Linked DNA regions of Mus musculus: region 1 is linked to region 2. A link is a contact called in ENCODE Hi-C or POLR2A ChIA-PET data. All regions are on one chromosome and are shown on one strand. Each heading gives the region's core, a stretch centred on a gene start or an enhancer-like site at or near the end of the contact. The rest is flanking DNA. Distances are from core to core; before and after follow the strand shown.

Evidence for each region. A loop is a pair of places that touch in the nucleus more often than their neighbours do. ChIA-PET counts read pairs that join two places held with the same protein, here RNA polymerase II (POLR2A).
Region 1: a loop to region 2 is called in a map of heart, with 2.2 times the contacts of the local background. The contact joins the promoter of D10Wsu102e here to the promoter of Chst11 in region 2. A Hi-C loop is called at or near these places in 1 of 37 maps with a recorded cell type or tissue (heart). POLR2A ChIA-PET finds 5 or more read pairs at or near these places in 1 of 5 experiments (Patski).

The regions. Positions count from the first base shown.
Region 1 is chr10:83,358,490-83,361,809 of GRCm38, forward strand. It overlaps D10Wsu102e (DNA segment, Chr 10, Wayne State University 102, expressed), which reads left to right and starts at 1,732. Exons shown (of 4, transcript NM_026579.3): 1 at 1,732-1,884. The coding sequence starts at 1,770.
Region 2 is chr10:82,983,960-82,987,017 of GRCm38, forward strand. Chst11 (carbohydrate sulfotransferase 11) reads left to right here and starts at 1,538. Exons shown (of 3, transcript NM_021439.2): 1 at 1,538-2,023. The coding sequence starts at 1,906.

The sequences.
Region 1 (3,320 bases), core at 482-2,981, 370 kb after region 2:
CTGAGACAACTCACTTCAGAGATGGAAGCTTTAAAAACAAAAGCTTTATTTTCTGAGCACTCAGGGAGGCAGCTAGTATGGGGTCTGAACCTCGTCCTGGAAGGGAGATTGTACTTTTTGTTTTGTTTTGTTTTTGTTTTTCGAGACAGGGTTTCTCTGTGTAGCCCTGAGAGGGGAGCTGGGGGGAGCTGCAGTCTTATCCAATTGTGTTTTGACATTATAAGTTAAACAAGGGAGTACTGGGCCATATCCAGGGCACCTGGTTTCAAGGCCCTTAATTCCATTAGGTGCAGAGCTCAGAGTGATAAGGAAGCAGGGGTGGGGTGGGGTGGGGTGGGGGTGGGGAGGAGTGGGTCAGCTGCATGTAGTTAACTAGTGCATACCAGGCAATTAGTTATATATTTTTAAAACTTACACACCTTGATTTAGATAATAGCAATTCCTCTGCTCTCTACCAGTTAACAGACAATTAGGAAAACATGTAGACTTGGGACAGGTGTTCGTTCCTAGGTCTGGGAACATGAACTTGCTTGACCCTGCCAGCAAGATGGAGAAGTTGTCCCTGAGATGGCTGGACTCAGATAACTGTCTCCTTACACATTGTCCCTGAGGAGATGCGTTCACACAGACAACTGTTTACAACAGAAGCTGTTCTGATATAGGGAAGTCCCCAGCTTCCCTAGAGACTGGGACCGTGAATTAAGTTTCTCCCTATGATTAAATGGGAGTCTGGAAATGAAATGGTAGCACTTGGAATACGTTTCTTTCGCTTGTTCTCAACAAAACCATGAGCATTGGGTCCCAGGGGCAGGAAGAGGGGAGGAATGGGGTTTGTCATTCAGGGGTTTTGTTTCAGCTTTTTAGAAATGAAGGATTTGTTTTTCTGTAGGAGACCAAACTCAGTGCCTCACTCACAGCTCTACCTTTTAACTACCACCTGGAACAACCTTTTAGGATTTTGACATGACAGTGTTCCAAAGGCATGCTGTATATATAGCAACGTAAACAGCATTCTTAACACTTCTGGGTTTTGTGTTTACAGTTAAATAGTAAACTAAGCTGGGGTCTGGTCATCCAGACCTGAAATCCAGGCTATTTAGGACCTAGGTGGACTTTGAGTACCAGGTCAACCGGGGTAACTTGGTGAGGCTTTAACAAACAACAAAGTATGGTAATGGGCGGCTGTAGATTTAAGTACACGGAAATGGAAGCTGGAAAATGGTGATTTTGAAGTCAACCTGGGCCAGCCAGGATGACAAAAAATAAAATATAGAAAATGAAAAGAAACTGGGTGTGGTGGCTCCCACCTCTATGGCATCTGGAAGACTAAAGCAGGATTGCTACAAACTGAAGACCACAGAAACCTCCCCAAACAACAACAAAAATGGAAATAACGACAAAGGCCTCGCACCACCTTCTTCATGCTTGCATTTGCTTAGCTTGACCAAGCCGGGTTGATTCTTTTCTAACAACAATAAAGGAGGAGACTAGGGCTAGACTTGGGCTGGGGTAGACTAGGCGCCTGACACGTGCATCCGCAGCGCTCCGCCCACGCAGTGTGGTGCCTTGTTCCCATCCTCCACCCCGCCTCGGCCCCACCCCCGCTTCCGGTTCCCGTGGGTCTGAACTTCATCTCTAGGCGCGAGCTCTGGCCACGCACCCGTAAGTCACCGCCCACCTCCTAGTTTCGGCCAATTGCTGCCTTGACCCCGCCCCTTCCCCGTGCCTTCCTATATCCGGGCTTCTTTCAGTGGCGCTGGGTTGGAAGCATGGAGTTCCAGGGCGAGCGCGGGACCGGTCCTGGTGTTTCTTCGTCTTCTGTAGCCTGCTCGCAGGTCACGGTGTCCAGGGAGCTGCTGACGGCGGGGAGCGAGGGTTCGGGAGGTGAGCGACGGTGGAGAGCGGGGTGGGTTGGAGGGACACGGAACGCTGCTGGGTCAGGGACACTGCGGGACCCGGGAACGCTACTGGAGACACTGCAGGAGGTTGGGGATGCTACCGGGGACCGGGCACGCTGCGGGGTTCTGGGACACTGAGGCGCCCGAGACGCGGCAGGGCCGGGGAAGCCAAGGAGCTCGAGACGCTGTGGGGAGTCGGGGGTCCGGGTTATTGCGGGGCCGCGGACGCCGAGGAGCCAGAGACCCTGCGATGGCTAGGGATGCCGGGGAGCCTGGAACGCTGCGGGGGTATGGGACACCGAGAGAGTCCGAGACGCTGCGGAGGTCGGAGATACCGCGGAGTCTGGGACGCTAATTGGGAGGGGATGCCACGGAGCCCGAGACGCTGCCGGGGTCTGTCCGGGGTACGACTAGGCCAGCCCGGCGCTGGGCGGTGGTGGTTCTTTTTTTTTTTTTCCTCTACCTGCCAAGCCGGTCCAGGCCAGGTGGTCCTTGTAGAGTTCATTAGGAACCGCCCAGCCTGGCAGCATTTGGAGAGGCAGAGGCAGGCGTATTTTTGAGTTCGAGGCCAGCCTGGTCTACAAAGTGAGTTCCAGGACAGCCAGGGCTACAGAGAAACCCTGTCTCGAATAAACAAAGAACAAAATACAAAAAAAAAAAAAAAAAAAAAAAAAGTGGGCAAAGGCTTGAGTCTTCAGTGTTTGTTGCTTGGACTGGGCAGTTGGTTTGTTTGGAAAGGTGCAACTCGGAATAATTAATTTTTTAAATTGAGCACCTTCTAGGTAGGAGAGCTAGGCAAGTATATTCTACAAAAAAAAAAAAGCCCAGTCTGACTTGCCCAAGTCTACATAACCGTTTCTGGTTCTCTGTATTATGTACCTCTGGTATGTGGAGGGGGCTATTCTCTCTTCCTACTATGTGGGGAGTGAATAGCGCTTCCAATTTGGGAGGCAAGCACTGTGTCCATAAAACCCTCTTTTTGGGCCCTATTTCTGACTTCTGACTTACCTTTTGTGTGTGTGTGTGTGTGTGTGTGTGTGTGTTTCAAGACAGTGATTCTCTGTGTTGCCCTGATTGTTCTGAAACTTACTCTGTAGATCAGGCAAGCCTCGAACTCTTGCCTGTGCCTCTTAAGTGTTGGGATTAAAGCATATCTGAATTTCTTAACTAAAATCAAAGACTCATTGCAGGTCTACATTTTGCTAACTGTGCTGTTTAAAGTTGTGCGTTGTGCATCCCTGTTGCCTTAAGAGGTCACAAAGTGTCGAATGCTCTGGTACTGGAATTATAGTCCAGTTGAGCCCCCATGTGGGTGCTAGGAATCAAACAAGAGCAGCTAGTGCTTGAGACATAGCCTTGGCTGGCCTGGAGCACAGAGATCCACTTGCCTGTCTTTTGAGTGTGCCCTGCCATGCCTAGTCC
Region 2 (3,058 bases), core at 288-2,787:
CACGCCTGTAATGAGCAGCCCTGCAGGCCCTCTGGGGGATATGCCCCTACAAGGGGTCCATCCTCCCACCCAGTGCACTAGGAGGAGACTATACAGCAGTGCCTACTCACATCATGTGGGGACTCCCTGGGGAGTGGCTTGTATTGGAGCATGTATATCTCGGCCACCTCAGCAAGCAACTCATTCATAAAGGAGCAGCAAAATAATACTGGCTACATAAATATCTCCCTGTAATTGACTCTTGTCTGAATCACAGGAAGCCTGCGGACTTTCTCTGCTGAAGGGAAAACTTCAGGAGAAGGAAGAGGAGGTTTGGAGGCGTTTCTGGATACATGTATCAGAAAGCAACTTGTGAGTCTGTCAAATGTGAGGGGAGGATAAGGCCCATTACATTCAGATTCGACAAGAATTTATCAGTGCCCCTGTGAAGAGACACATTCAAAGGTACAATGTCTTATGGAATCCAGCATTCTGTAAATGCATTTAATGGTAAAGTAGAAAGGTCAGGCTTTACAATAACCCTGCTTTCCTGGCATAAAAGTGATCTCCTTATCATTGACCCGCGTCCACCTTATTGATCCTTGGCCACCCAAATGCATGGAGCTGAGCATTTAACAACATTTTACACAATGCAGGTAAGCAGCGCCATCTTTCTCTCTACCTGCCAAGGCTAAGCTGGCTTGGATCTCCCCCTCCCAGCCTCCACTCCCAACACTTTGTTGGACTTTTAGGGGCGTCTTTTCACATCCGTCCGACTGATTCTCATACACTTCGAATAAATTACAGAAAGCTGTACCTTTTGGTGAAACAGTTTTAAAAGCTACAAACCCGCTTTGCCCCGAGGGGTGCGGGTGAGGGCACGTGTCAGAAAGGCTAGCAGCGGCAGTCACCAGATCCTGGGATGCCGGAACAGTTTCCCTAACCTTGACTTTAAGTCCGCTCTCTTTAACCTCTTTGCAAAAGCAGCCCTCAAGCTGAGCTGTCCTTTGAAAGAAAAACGGAACTGCCCAGTTTTTGATCAGTATGAGAAGGGCATCCGCTCTTAGGGGAGCGTGGGGCAACTTCCCCTGCTAAACCGCCCAGGGATTGTAAATGGTCGCGTGTCAGCAGGGCTCCTGTTTGCCTCTGTCACCTAACCTGCTTCTCGCCACACCGGAGAACGGGTGGCAGCACTACAGCATCTTATTCATGGTTTTCCCCCATCCCGGTTGTGTCATGGAAACGTTCACGCAACCTCGAGACAGCGGCCCAGCTCCGCCCAGGGACTGAGGGCTTTTGGGACCCTGCGGGAGCGTGCTGCGCACTCCGGACTCCCCGGGAAACAGCTGGACGCGACCACGTCTCGGGTAGGGGCGGGGGGAGGCGACGCTCCGCCCCGGCGCGGCCCCGCCCTCCCCGCTCGCCGGCGCCCTCCCCTCGCCGGGGGCTGCGAGTTGCGTTTGGTAAAACCCAGCCCTGGAATATATAGATCACTGGAGCGCAATGAAGTAGCTTTTGGCGAGGGAGGGAGGGAGGGGGGCCTGGACAGTCACAGAGGCCAGTGCACGGCGGCGGCGGCACCTTCCTTCTCGCATCCCGGTCGCCCGGCCCGTGAGGAGGCAGCGGCGGCCGCAGGCGCCAGCAGAGGAGGCGGCGGAGCATCGAGCAGAGGCGAGGCGGACCGGCAGGAGCGCGCGGCCGGAGCCACGCATCCTCACACTTGCACACCAACTCCTGCGCCTTTCACCCTCTAGACCAGAGTCGGGGCCTCGGAGAGCCTCGGTGAAGCTAGCGGGAGCCAGCTCCGGAGCCCAGCCAGCTCTGTTCTGAGCCTCCCCGGTGCTGGTACCCCCGCGGCGGGGTCCCCGCTTCTGCGCTCGGGACGCGCCTCCCGGACAGCCGGGTCCCCGCGGCCAGGACAAAGCCATGAAGCCGGCGCTGCTGGAAGTGATGAGGATGAACAGAATTTGCCGGATGGTGCTGGCCACTTGCTTCGGATCCTTTATCTTGGTCATCTTCTATTTCCAAAGTATGTTGCACCCAGGTAGGGGGCGCGTTAGCGTGGTTTTGTTGGATATTTTCTCCTCTCTCGCTCTGCTTTCTGCTTCTTCCAACCTCACCTCTTCCCTTCGGCCTCTTCGGGGCTCTTTACTGCCGGGATCCGCGGGTCACGGAGTTGGGATGGGAAGAGAAGGTGCGCTTCCTCTTCCTCCCATCTCCAGGCTAGAGGTTGAGACTGCAAGGAGAGACAGCGGCGCGTGTTGTTGCCTCCTTTTTCTTTTCTTTTCTTTTCTTTTTTTCTTTGTGTCTTGTCTATTGGCTAGGTGGCATAGAAAGGTAGGGCTTGTTGGAAGCTGCCCGGGTTGATGGGAAGACTACAAAACTCTGTCCGGGTTGCTGCTGAGGGCTGAGGTGAAGCAGGCGCTGGCAGCCGGCTGTTCTGCGCCAGGCAGCGCTGCCTCTTCCTGGTTGGGGACCCCCGGGCGAGTGGTGCACGCCCCGGCTGGGTAGTGAGTCCCTGCAGCCGCCTGGGAAGCCCCAAGCCCAGCTACCACGTGTTCCAAGCTCAGCAGCAGAGCAGGTGTGGGGACAGAGTGGGTAGGTTCCCTGCTCTTCTCTCCATCGGGGGAGATATTTTGCGAAAACACCCCAGGGTCCAGCACGGTGGTGACTTTGCAGCTGTTGCTCCTGGGCCTGGTCTACCATCTCCTGGCCCCAGACCCCCCAGCTAGGAACTCCAGAGCCTTTGGGCTGCACTTTGACCATCAAAGCTCTTGGAGATACTTTGTGCAGTTTCATCCCTTCTTCTTGGGTTCTGAGCATTTAGAGACTTCTGCAGCACAGGAACGAATCCTTCCTCACGTCTTCTCTGGCTTAGGCTAAATACCAAGTCTCCTATCAGGATAGGCAGGGCCTAGGCACCCCTCATCCCGGGGGTCCAGAAGGAAAGTTTGGTGCTAGAGAAGAGAGGGGCGCCCTGGAGTGCTCTGGCCGGGCTGTGCTGCATGGTTTAGAAGCCCAACAGGTAGGACTTTCTAAGACGGTTCTGTATGTGGCCACCCAGCCTTAGACTTGGGAA